Linked DNA regions of Homo sapiens: all the other regions are linked to region 2. A link is a contact called in ENCODE Hi-C or POLR2A ChIA-PET data. All regions are on one chromosome and are shown on one strand. The core of a region is the stretch at or near the end of the contact, and the rest is flanking DNA. Distances in the headings are between cores, read along the strand shown.

Region 1 (4,189 bases), core at 866-3,365, 1.0 Mb before region 2:
GCTGCTGGGAGTAGAGTTCCCAAGAACCTGCCCCAGGTATACTACATGCTCAGTAAATCAGTTTTTTTTTTTTTTTTTTTTGAGATAGAGTCTTGCTCTGTCACCCAGGCTGGAGTGCAGTGGTGTGATCTCAGCTCACTGCAACCTGTCTCCCAGGTTCAAGCAATTCTCCTGCCTCAGCCTCCCGAGTAGCAGGCCACCACACCCAGCTAATTTTTGTATTTTTAGTAGAGACGAGGTTTCACCATGTTGGCCAGGCTGGTCTTGAACTCCTGACCTCAAGTGATCTGCTCGCCTTGGCCTCCCAAAGTGCTGGGATTACAGGCATGAGCCACCTTGCCCAGCCTTTTTTTTTTTTTTTCCAATAGAGGTGGGGTCTTGCTATGTTGCCCAGGTTGGTCGCAAACTCCTGGGCTGAAGCAGTCCTCCTGCCTCTGCCTTCCAAAGTGTTGGGATTACAGGTGTGAGCCACCGCGCCCGGCCAGTAAACAGGCTTTTCATCACCCCTGTTACAGATGGGGAAACTGAGGCTCAGAGCAGGGAGGTATCTAGGGCCGTGCAGTAGGCCAGGAGGAAGCCAGGACTTACACCTAGATCTGCCGACTTGGCCCAGTTGGACATGAGGGGGCAGCAGCCAGGTGGCCAGATACCTAGGGCAGGGAGGACGCAATGGAGGCCACTCCGGGTGCTTTGGGAGCTCCATAGAGGGGTCAGGCCAGCTGAACTAAGAGGTAGGGAACAAAGTCCAGGAAGAGGCCTCTACACAAGCAAAGGCCTCGAGGTGAGTCCAAGCAAATGGACCTCCAGTCTCTGCAGAGGAGGAGTGAGTGGGCTGGCAGGTAGCTCCAGCCTGGGGCCCAGAGTAGGCACAAAATGCAGATGGGGAGGTGCTTAGAAGGAACCTTAGCCCCAGGCAGGGACAGGGAGCCAGGAGAAGGTGGGGGTACTGCAGCTGAGGAGGAGGGGAGGCTGCCGGCAGCAGGGCATTGATTATTCCCCAGGAGTCCCAGCCTGGGGAGGCGGAGATAGGCACACATTCCCAGCCTAGCCCTGCGGGTTCAGACGCCCTGTGATGGACAGGGCTAGGGTCGGGGGATGGACGTGCTGTTCTAGAGAATGGATCATCACAGCGGATAGGAAGGCGCGACAGGCAGACGGAACGGCACATGCAAAGCCTTGGCAGTGGGTTAAGTTGCTTGTCAAGGATTCAGGGTGGCTATAAGGATAGGTGCTATCCACCAAGAGGCCCGAGTGTCAGGTGGAGGCTCTGAGCATCCTTCAGTCACGGGGAACCCCAAGAGGTGTCCGAGCAGGGCGGAGGGGCGCCACATTCTCGGGTGCCCAATTTACCCATTCCTAGGCCTCTGTTACCCTCATTCTACAGGTGGGGAAACTGAGGCCCCGAGAGGGGATGCCCAGAAAACCGCCTGGATCTGCCTGCCAGCCCGCCCCCACGCCCCGGTGTGCGCGCCCCGGGAGCAGCGCTCCCCGAATCCGGGAGGCGGGAGGGGCGGGGCAGGCAGGGCTGGGGGCTCCGCGGGTGAAGGCAGGGCCTGAGCGCTCACACAGACGCGCACTTGGGTCTGCGTGGACCCGGCCACCCGGCTAGGGGACCGGAAGTGGGTTCGACCCCCGGCCCTCCCGCACCCCATTCTGCCCCGCACAATGCCTGGGCGCCCCTCGGTACTATTCGAAGCCCCATTCCAGGCAGGGCCTCCCTTCATTTGGGGCCTCGGCTCCAGTCCGGTATCTTGGACGCGGGGAGTCTCTCCCCATTCTGCCCCGACCGTCCCAAGGAGGCTGCACCGCTGCGGAGCCGAGCCCGAGGCCCCCCCTTGCCTGCGGCCCCCCCAGTTCCCGCGGGGCCCGACGCAGCCTGGCGCTTGCGTTCTGGCTTCCACCGGGGCCCGGCACTGCCCCCGGGCGCCCCGCATTTAAGCACACTCCCAGCCGCCCCCGCCACGAGGGCCAGTCAGGACTCACCTGGTCGCGGCCGCCACCGCCGCCGCAGCCGCCGTCACACCAAGCCAAGCCCGCCCCGTGGCTCCACCGCGGCCACCGTCGCCGCAGCCGCGGGATCCCCGCCTCCGCCGCCGCCACGGTTCCGAGCGGCCTGGCCCGCCCCCGGCGGAAATGCCCGAGCGCATTCGAGCCGGGCGGATGAACCGAGGCCGAGGCGGAGCCTGAGGTAAGGGGGCACCCGAGTGTTTCCGGAAGTAGCCGAACGTAATCCCGCGGGACTGGTGGACTAGAGGGTGCCCCCGAGACAGCCGAGCGTTTCCAGAGGTAGCCGAGTGCAATCGGGTCGGCGAGGGATCCGAGACTGGGCTCGGCTGGGCTTAGAGACGCCCGAGCGCTTTCGGAAATGGCCGAACACTCTCTACGGCCGCACTGGCACAACTGAGGCTGATCCCCAAGACCGCGGAGCGTTTCTGGAAATAACCGAATGTGCTCAGTGCCCAATGGAGGCCTTGGGAGTTTAGACCCAGAGGCGACCGCCAGCTTATGGGAATTACTGAAGCATAGATGGTTCCAGGGGACAAATGAGGCGTTCTCAAGCTCAGCAAACAGGGGGCAGTAGAGTGGGGAAAGGGCCTGCCGCAAAAAGCAGAAGTCGGAGAAAGCCAGGGTTGAAGGAGTTTCCATGGCAACCCAGAGCGTCCGGAAACAGCCAACGATCTCGACCCCTACGGGCACTAGAATTTAGCGGACTTGAGCCTAGATGCCGACGGTTTCCGGAAATAGCCGAACGCACTCGGAGATGGGGCTGTAGCCAAGAGTGTTTGCATGCCGGCTGAGCGCCCCGGAAGTAACGGATTGCTCTAGGGCTGGGCCGGGTTCGGCTAGAGGGAGTTTTATGGCAGAGCGCAAGCTAAGACCAGGATAGAAAGGACGCGACGATTGCTTATTTTGTTATTATTTTTTGAGACGGAGTTTCGCTCTTGTTGCCCAGGCTGGAGTGCAATGGCGCTATCTCGGCTCGCCGCAACCTCCACCTCCCGAGTTCAAGCGATTCTCCTGCCTCAGCCTCCCGAGCAGCTGGGATTACAGGCATGCGCCACCACGCCCGGCTAATTTTGTATTTTTAGTAGAGACGGGGTTTCTCCATGTTGGTCAGGGTGGTTTGGAACTCCCGACCTCAGGAGATCCGCCCGCCTTGGCCTTCCAAAGTGCTGGGATTACAGGCGTGAGCCACCGCGCCCCGCCGCTTATTTATTTTATTAACATAGCCCAGGGCGCCCAGGAGGTCGAGGCTGCAATGTGCCGTGATTGCGCCACTGTACTCCAACCTGGGTTACAGAGCGAGACCTTGTCTCAAAAACATAAAAATAAAAAACATAGCTCAGGGCCCAGATGTCTGGAGGAAGCTTTTAAAGGCAGGGCTATGATGGAGTACTCGCAGGGAGAGGGTAGCAGGAGGCTGGTACCAGCGATGGCATCAGGAAGAATCTCAACAGCGAACTGCTATGCAGTCCTCAAAACCCACTTGCAATGACTTTGAGCCATGGGTCTATTTCACTCCGCTCCCCTCCCCACTCTTCCCTTCCTCCTTTCTCAGCCCCTCACAAATCCAGACGTTGGAGCTCATCTTTGTAAATACGGGCTTTTATTCACTGCCAGCTCCAGGATGGAAGGAGGGGGTGAATCATGCACAGCCTTGGTCTACCCTCCAACACTAGGCAGTGCTGGACAGGGGACTCAGAAAGGGAAGCAGAGTGGGCTGTTGATGTCTGGAAAGCTCCCTCACCAGAGTGCCCAGTGGGTCACACAGCATCATGGGGGATGAGCTGGGGCTGGAGTCGGCTGTATCTGACACCAGACCCTCCATTCAAGCTCCCTTGATGACAACGCCCACAACAGGGTCTGGCTGATGCTCCGTTCTGCCACGACTCCTGCTGGGTGATCGTGGGACAGGTCTCCGCCCCTCGCTGGGGTCTCAGCTGCTTTGTCTGTAAAATGGAGGTGATGACACCACCTCCAGCCTTCTCAAGGCTGGCTGAGGGAGAAGCCACGTAAAAGCGCTTGGCACACAGTAGGTGCTTAATAAACAGTCAATGGGATTAGTCTTGTAAACACAAGGAAACTGAGGCACAGAGTGGGAAAGCCATTTTCCCAGAGCCACACAGTGAAGCTGAAATTCAAACTTGAGCCTCGACTGGGTTTTCTGGCTTGAACTTCATCCCAGAGA
Region 2 (4,106 bases), core at 157-2,656:
CAAGGAGGGCGGATCACTTGAGGTCAGGAGTTCATGACCAGCCTGGCCAACATGGTGAAACTCCGTCTCTACCAAAATACAAAAGAAATTAGCCGGGTGTGGTGGTGGGCACCTGTAGTCCTAGCTACTCGGGAGGCTGAGGCAGGAGAATCGCTTGAACCTGGGAGGCGAAGGTTGCAGTGAGCCAAGATTGCGCCACTGCACTCCAGCCTGGGCGACAGGGCAAGATTCCAACTGGAAAAAAAAAATGCTTAGGGGAGAAAAAAAGTCAAAAAATTGGCCGGGCATGGTGGATCATGCCTGTAATTCCAGCACTTTGGAAGGCCGAGGGGGGTGGGTCACAAGTTTGAGACCAGCCTGGCCAACATGGTGAAACCCCATCTCTACCAAACTACAAATGAAATTAGCCGGGCGTGGTGGTGTGCACCTGTAGTCCCAGTTACTTGGGAGGCTGTGGCAGGAGAATCGCTTGAACCTGGGAGGCAAAGGTTGCAGTGATCCAAGATTGTGCCACTGCACTCCAGCCTGGGCGACAGAGTGAGACTCCATCTGAAAAAAAAAAAAAAAATGCTTAGGGGAGAAAAAATGTCAAAAGATCGGGTGGGTGTGGTGGCTCATGCCTGTAATTCCAGCACTTTGGAAGGCCGGGGGTGGGGGGTGGGGGTGGGGGTGGGGGTGGATCACAAGGTCAGGAGTTCGAGACCAGCCTGGCCAATATGGTGAAACCCCGTCTCTATTAAAAGCACAAAAATTAGCCGGGCATGGTGGTGGGCGCCTGTAGTCCCAGCTACTTGGGAGGCTGAGGCAGGAAATCGCTTGAACCCGGGAGGAGGAGGCTGCAGTGAGCTGAGATCGCACCACTGCATTCCAGCCTGGGCAACAGGGCGAGACTCCGTCTCAAAAAAAAAAAAAAAGAAAAAAAAAAGTCAAAAGATCTCTTGATGGCTGAAATTGATGTGAAATTCAATTTTCAGCAGCAGCAAATGACGTTTTCCTGGCACACAGCCACATCGGTCTGGGTCTGGCTTAAGGCTGCATTTGAGTTACAATAGCAGAGTCAAGCCATTCTGACAGAGACTGGGTGGCCCCTAGGATCTGTGTGAAATACAGACTGTCTGGTTTTCGTGAGAAAAGAGTGGCCAGGGGCCGCTGTTCTGGATCCTCTGTTAAATGGGGTTTTCCGGGGATCCCCGACATGGTTCCAGCAGGATGGGTCGGCAGGAGGTGAGTGTCACCCTGGGTGACTGGTCTCCCGAGGCCATGGTGGGGACGTGGAGGAGCAGGCCTGGGAAGCACCCAGGACAAAATGGGTCCACAGGGTCACGTGCCCAAGGAGGGCTGGGTGAGAAGAGACTCCCTGGGAGCTGGGAGCAGAGGGGGCGGAGGCCAGCAGGCAGGGCTGGAGGCGAGGAAATGAGAAGTTTAGCTGATGCTTTCAACAGAGCTCAGAGCTGTGGTGAAGGCGGGGCCGAGGGAATGAGGAGGTTAGTGGGGGCCATGTCGGGGATGATGCCAGCCAGGCACAAGGAAGACCCTGCGAAGGGGGTGGGTGTCATGGAGGTGAGGAGGCAGCTATGTGGTGCAAGACAGGACTCCCCACACCCCCAAGCCCAAGCCTGCACAGGAGGCAGCTGCAGGCTCAGTTGGCCTGCGGATGTGGGGGCAGGAAGTGGAAGAGTCACCCCAACCTCATGGCTCCCCTATTCGCAGAGGAGGAAGTGGAGGCTCTCCAGGGCCCCTAGCCTAGCTGCTGCCGGGTTCTGTTCTTTTCTGGTTGCTCAAGGGGTTTGGGGCACCCCGGCAGGCTCTCGATAGCTGGTTGCTGGTCAGATGGACGGACGGCAGGGATGTACAGAGAGCTGAGTGCTCCCAACGCCGTATGTCCCAGTTCACAAGAGACACCAACTGTCAGCCACAGACGCAGATGGCATTACAGCAAACACTGAAACGCAGCAAGGACTCCCAGGGCTAGGACGTGGCCCTTTAAGGACAGACTCCTACCATGAGCTAAAGTCTCACAGCAAACCCTACAGGGGTGGGGTAGGGGAAGCCTTAAATAACAACAAAAACCTAAGTGTGAAACAAGTTACTGAAATCTTACATATGTCACTAAATTTGGGTTTAGGTTATCACGAAACCACGTACTAGGTCACAGAAAGAATACAGAACAAACCAGGCTTTGATGGGGGAAGGTCCTGTTTGGTTCTCAAGGCTGTGAAAACATCTGAAGAATTTATCATATTTCCCCTAGGGCTCATCTTACCCTTTTTTTGGGGGGGGGGGGATGGGGTTTTACTCTGTTGCCCAGGCTAGTGTGCAGTGGCATGATCTTGGCTCACTGCAACCTCTGCCTTCCAGGCTCAAGTGATTCTCCACCCTCAGCCCTCCAAGTAGCTGGGACCACAGGCATGTGCCACCACGCCCGGCTAAGTTTTTGTATTTTTGGTAGAGATGGGGTTTCATTATGTTGCCCAGGCTGGTCTCGAACTCCTAAGCTCAACTGATCTGCCCACCTTGGTCTCCCAAAGTGCTGGGATTACAGGTGTGAGCCACCGCAGCTGGCCTCATCTTGCCCATTTGATGCCCAAATCATTCTCTTTGGGGGTTACTTTGTTCTTTTTTCTCAGCTTGAGATAGGACATGAATTCATTTACTTCCGTTCTTTCCTATTTGTGGATCTAATGGGTGTTCAGCTATGTGGTGTCCTCCTACCATCACTTTAAATATAGCCCATGGATTCTGATAACATACGGGTGTTTGTCACTGATTTTTAGAAAACCTGCAATTTTGGTCTGTTTGTACCTTTTTTTTTTTTTTTTTTTGAGACAGAGTCTCACTCTGTTGCCCAGGCTGGAGTGCAGTGGCGCGATCTCGGCTCACTGCAACCTCTGCCTCCCAGATTTGAGCAATTCTCTTGCCTCAGCCTCCTGAGTAGCTGGGATTACAGGTGCCCGGCTAATTTTTGTATTTTTAGTAGAGACGGGGTTTTGCCATGTTGGCCAGGCTGAGCTCGAACTCCTGACCTCAGGTGATCTGCCCGCCTTGGCCTCCCAAAGTGCTGGGATTACAGGCATGAGCCCCCACGCCCAGCTGTGTTTGTATCTCTTCATCTAAGAGTTGCTCAATATAAGTTTACTTTAAAAAAAAGTTCCACGAAGTTTTATTGCATTGTTAGAGTGTCACTTGTAATTGTTCTACTCTGGGAAGTTCTAAATGCTTTCTCTTTACCTGACATAGGAATGATTTTTATTTGTAGAGATGGGGTCTTGCTATGTTGCCCAGGCTGGTCCTGAACTCTTGGGCTCAAGTGATCCTCCTACCTCAGCCTCCTCAACAGCTGGGATTACAAGTGTGTACCACCACACCTGACTCTGATATAGAAATGATTTTTGAGTCCAGGTGTGGTGGCTCACACCAGTAATCCTAGCACTTTGGGAGGCCAAGGTGGAAGGATTGCTTGAGGCCACAAGTTGGAGACCACCCTGGGCAACATAGTGAGACCCCGTCTCTACAAACAATACAAAAATTAGCCAGACTTGATGGTGGTAAGTGCCTGTAATCCTAGCTGCTTGGGAGGCTGAGGTGGGAGGATCACTTGAGCCCACGAGATTGAGGCTGCAGTAAGCCAAGACTGCACCACTGAACTCCAGCCTGGGTGACAAAGTGAGACCCTGTCTCAAAAAAGAAAAATGATTTTTTGAGAATGTTCCATGTATGTGTAAGGAGGTTTATTCTCTTAAGAGTTCACGATATGGCCACAATGTCTGCCTTAAGCATGTGGTTTGGGCGTCTTAACATCCTTGCCTATTTTCTATCTACTCAACCAAGCTGTGTGTGTGTTTCTCCTTGTATCTTTTAGAATTTTTACTTTGTGGCCAGGTGTGGTGGCTCATGCCTGTAATCCCAGTACTTTGGGAGGCTGTGACAGACGGATCACCTGAGTTCAAGACCCGTCTCTACTAAAAATACAAAAATTAGCCAGGTGTGATGGCGTGCGCCTGTAATCCCAGCTATTTCAGAGGTTGAGGCAGGAGAATCGCCTGAACCAGGGAGGTGGAGGTTGCAGTGAGCTGAGATCATGCCACCGCACTCCAGCCTGGGTGACA
Region 3 (4,485 bases), core at 716-3,215, 1.0 Mb after region 2:
CAGACAGTGTCACTCCTGCTCTAAAGACAGCAGGGCTCAGAGAGGGGTAGTGCACATTCAAGGGCAAACAGCAACTGGAAACCAGACGTAATGATTTCCAGTCAATTCTCTCTATTTTACATCTGGCATATAACTGTTTTATAAAGCACAGCTCCGCTGGGTGCGGTGGCTCATGCTTGTAATCCCAGCACTTTGGGATGCCAAGGCAGGCAGATCACAAGGTCAGGAGTTCGAGACCAGCCTGACCAACACAGTGAAACCCTGTATTTACTAAAAATACAAAAATTAGCTGGACGTGGTGGCGGGTGCCTATAATCCCAGCTACTAGGGAGGCTGAGGCAGGAGAATTGCTTGAACCCGGGAGGCAGAGGTTGTAGTGACCCGAGATCCTGCCGCTGGATTCCAGCCTGGGCAAAAGAGCTAGACTCCGTCTCAAAAAATAAAATAAAATAAAATAAATAAAGCATAGCTCCTGGAGGAGGGCAAGAATGGAATTAGCACATTATCTTGGGGTTCAGGGAGATAACACGATTCTGTCAAAGTGACACAGTAAAGCAAAGGCCATTCCCTAGGTTTTCTTGAGTCGGAATAAACTCCTGGACTTAGTGACCGTTCCCCCACTTTCCCCATCCCTAGCAGGGCTACAGAGCTCACAAGCCACTCAAATAGGTGTTACTCCTGGGTCAAACCTTTTCATTGTGGGCCAGGACTGCTTTTGTGGCACTGAGAGAGGTCAGCTCCACTTCTGTGGACATCACAACTGAGATGCACCAAGCCAATTCTGTTCAACCACAATGTGGGCTGGCCCTACAGGAAAAGCTGTTCTAAAGTGACAGCTGGAGTCTTGGGCCCTTTGATAGGGAAGTCAAGGCTGTCTGTGGCAGTGGCTGATTTAGTTTCTCGCTGAGGCTTTTATCTTGCATCTTCTTGGGGATGACAGGTCCCAGGGCAGGCAGTGCTGTCACTTGCCATTGCTGTCATTCCTGGAGCAGGATGAAAGGTGGGCAGGGAAAAGGTCCTGACTCTTCTTATCATTCCTTCTAGAGGAAAATACGCTTATGAGGGGAAGCATGGTCAGGGAGAGGGGCTCAACCTCTGAACGCTCCAGAGAAAAGAGCAGGAATGGTGTGGGTTAGAGTCCCGGCTCCAAGGTGCATTAGCTGAGCTTGTCATCAGCTGGGAGTGTGCAGTGGCATCTCTCTAGGAGAGCTAAGCCTCGAGTTTTGGGTTGAGACACAGCCAGGTTCAAATTCCATCAAATCCCATTCTCACCACGTGCAGACTGTGTGGCCTTGGGCAAGTTCCATGCCCTCCCTGAGCCTCAGATTCCTCATCTTGTCAGACGGGCTCATAACAGCACTTAACACCAAGAACTGAAGAGTGTGAAAATGCACGTGAAGCACTTGGCACATAGTAAATGCTCATTAAGGTGAGATGCCACTGTCTTTTTCCCATGGCCAATTCCCCATGACTCAGTTTCCACTTCTGTAAGGCAAGAGCCTCAAAAGAACCGCTTCGAGGGCTGCTGCTAGGACAGATCGAGAGGACGGGCGCGAAGACCCCAGCCCAAGACATAACACGCCCTAACGAGCGGGCTGAGGGTCGGAGCCTCAGTCTCCCTATCTGCAAAATGGGCACCTGGTCTCCCCCACCACGGCCCAGGAACCCCCGAACGGCGGTGCAGGCGACTGCTCTTCTCCCTTTAGGCCCCCTCGACCCTCTCAGCGCCCTCGGCCCGTCCAGCCCTGTAGATCCCTCAGCCCCAGCCCCTCAGGGGCGCGCCCAGCCCGGGCCTCCGGCGCCCCCAGCCATTCCCCGGTCCCGTTACCTATGGTGGAGATAAAAGTGGAGTTGAAGGCGTCCTCGGAGAAGCGGAACAGGACACAGGTCTTCCCCACCCCCGAGTCCCCGATCAGCAGCAGCTTGAACAGGTAATCGTAGGTCTTCGCCATATTACACTCTCTCCCCGACGGGAAGTGCGGCCAGCGCCTCTCCACTGGCCACCAGCACCGTCCATCAGCACCGAGCCCGCCCCTTATTGGCTCCAGGCCCGCTGCGCGTCACCGCGGCCGACGCCCGCCCCTGCGTCCCGCCAGTCGCGGGGAGACCTTGGGAGGGGGCGAGCGGAGCGCGGAGCCGGAAGCAGCCCGAGCGCACCTCCCATTGGCCGGCACTAGGGAGAGCACGGGCTCTGATTGACCAGCAGTGAAGAGTCGCGGGGCTTCAAATGGGGACGAGGCGGGGGCGTGGCATTATGTGGCCCCCGCCTTCCACCCCCGACTCGGGCGGCCCGGCCCCGCCCCACTGTAGGAGAGGGAAGGCAGGGAGCGGCGCCAACCGCTCGCGCGCCGGCAGCCTGGCGGGGCGTGGCTTGGGGTGCGTGCGCACGCGCGCCCGGAGTTCCGTTAGGCGACAGCAGAGGGCGCACGCCAGTAGTTGGGGCGGGTGTCTCTGGGTCCCGCCCTCACAGCTCGCGCAGGCGCAGTAGGCACCGAGGCGAGCGCGGGAAAGCAAGGTAGCGCTCTCAGCCTTGTCTGCGGCCTGCGAGTCGGGGCAGTGGGGGCCTAGGGAGGAAGGAGAGAGGAGGAGCTGTATACTCGAAAAGTGACCCAAGCCGGACGCGGTGGTTCACGCCTTTAATTCCCACACTTTGGGAAGCCGAGGCGCGTGGATCACGAGGTCAGGAGTTCAAGACCAGCCTGGCCAAGATGGTGAAACCCCGTTTCTACTAAAAATACAAAAATTAGCCGGGCGTGGTGGCGGGCGCCTGTAATCCCAGCCACTCGGGAGGCTGAGGCAGAGAATTGCTTGAATCTGGGAGGCGGAGCTTGCAGTGAGCCGAGATCGCGCCATTGCACTGCAGCGTGGGCGACAGAGAGAGACTCCGTCTCAAAAAAAATAAATAAAAGTGACCCAAGACGAGCTCCGAGGTCTGCGGCCTAGCGATCTGCTTAGAGATACCCAAGGCCTCCGCCATCTGAGCGGCTTCACCGCCACAAGCTGTGCCCGGAAGCGCGCGCCGGCCTCCTCAGGGCCCGCCCTCGGCCACCTTAGGGGTTGTCCGGGCCAGCCCGGGGATGGTGGGGGGGGAGGGGTTAGAGCAGTGAGGATGCTGGGTCCTATCTAGGGGCCAGGGCTCTCAACGTTGAAAAAACTGGCCGGGGCGTTGGCTCCCGTCTGTGATCCCAGTGCTTTGGGAAGCCAGGAGGTTGAGGGTGCAGTAAGCCGTGATCGCCCCACTGCAATTCGGCCTGGGCGACAGAGCAAGACCCTATCAAAAGAAAAAAAGGCTGGGCGCGGTGGCTCAGGCCTGTAATCCCGCACTTTGGGAGGCCGAGGCGGGCGGATCAGGAGGTCAGGAGATCGAGACCATCCTGGCTAACGCGGTGAAACCCCGTCTCTACTAAAAACACAAAAAATTACCCGGGAGTAGTGGCGGGCGCCTGTAGTCCCAGCTACTCGGGAGGCTGAGGCAGGAGAATGGTGTGAACCCGGGAGGCGGAGCCTGCAGTGAACCGAGATCGCGCCACTGCACTCCAGTCTGGGCGACAGAATGAGACTACGTCTCAAAAAAAAAAAAAAAAAAAAAAAGAAAGAGAAAAACAGAGGAGAGATACATTTGGAAAATCGGGCTTGCAGCTGGGTGTGGTGGCTCAGGCCTGTAATCCCAGCACTTTGGGAGTCAGCACTTTGGGAGGCAGGAGGATTGCTTGAGCTTAGGAGGTCAAGACCAGCCCGGACAAGATAGGGAGATCCCCATCTCTACAACAAATAAAATTAGCTGGGCGTCATGGTGCACGCTTGTAATCCCAGCACTTTGGGAGGCTGAGGTGGAGGTTCATTGGAGGCCAGGAGGTGGAGACCAGCCTGGGCAACATAGCAAGACCTCCATCTCTGCAAAAAAAAAAAAGTTTTTTGGCCAGGCGAGGTGGTTCACACCTGTAATCCCAGCACTTTGGGAGGCCAAGGCAGGTGGATCACCTGAGGTCAGGAGTTCCAGACCAGCCTGGCCAACATGGTAAAACACCATCTCTGCTAAAAATACAGAAACTAGGCAGGTGTGGTCATGTGCGCCTGTAGTCCCAGCTACTCAGGCGGCTGAGGCACCAGAATTGCTTGAATCTGGGAGGCGGAGGTTGCAGTGAGCCGAGATTGTGTCACTGCATTCCAGCCTGGGTGACAGAGCAAGGCTCCATCTCAAAAAACAAAAAATTTTTTTAAAAAATTAGCCAGGTATGGTGGTGTATGCTTGTAGTCCCAGCTACTCAGGAGGCTAAGGTGGGAGGATCCCTTGAGCCCAGGAGGTCAAGGCAGCAGTGAGCTGTGATCGCACCATTGCACTCCAGCCTGGGCGACGGAGCAAGACCCTGACTTTTTTTTTTTTCTGAGATGGAGTCTCTCACGGTCACCAGGGCTGGAGTGCAATGGCGCGATCTTGGCTCACTGCAACCTCTGCCTCCCGGGTTCAGGCGATTCTCCTGCCTC

What was found. Hi-C counts contacts between places; a loop is a spot of excess contacts on that map. ChIA-PET counts read pairs that join two places held with the same protein, here RNA polymerase II (POLR2A). Pooled maps may share reads with other maps.
Region 1: POLR2A ChIA-PET joins it to region 2 with 13 read pairs in activated naive CD4-positive, alpha-beta T cell. The contact joins the promoter of PIK3R2 here to the enhancer-like site in region 2. POLR2A ChIA-PET finds 5 or more read pairs at or near these places in 2 of 52 experiments (A673 and activated naive CD4-positive, alpha-beta T cell).
Region 3: a pooled map shows a loop between it and region 2 (4-fold over the local background). The contact joins the promoter of RAB8A here to the enhancer-like site in region 2. A Hi-C loop is called at or near these places in 2 of 37 single-sample maps with no recorded cell type and 3 of 50 pooled maps.

The regions. Positions count from the first base shown.
Region 1 is chr19:18,151,089-18,155,277 of GRCh38, reverse strand. PIK3R2 (phosphoinositide-3-kinase regulatory subunit 2) reads right to left here and starts at 2,115. Exons shown (of 16, transcript NM_005027.4): 1 at 1,984-2,115. MAST3 (microtubule associated serine/threonine kinase 3) reads right to left here. Exons shown (of 28, transcript NM_001393504.1): 28 at 3,591-4,189. RefSeq lists silencers at 1,245-1,464, 1,775-2,154 and enhancers at 2,265-2,544, 1,850-2,742, 3,285-3,364.
Region 2 is chr19:17,123,476-17,127,581 of GRCh38, reverse strand. All of the region lies in intron 2 of MYO9B (myosin IXB), which reads right to left. Among named protein-coding and RNA genes, the nearest start is that of SNORA118, 33 kb to the right of the region's middle. RefSeq lists enhancers at 1,028-1,467, 1,578-1,967. Within about 2 kb of position 1,406, at least 29 of the 41 ENCODE cell types and tissues checked have a DNase peak (open chromatin) inside an H3K27ac peak, as active enhancers do.
Region 3 is chr19:16,109,369-16,113,853 of GRCh38, reverse strand. RAB8A (RAB8A, member RAS oncogene family) reads right to left here and starts at 1,965. Exons shown (of 8, transcript NM_005370.5): 1 at 1,829-1,965. The coding sequence starts at 1,952. RefSeq lists a silencer at 1,923-2,582.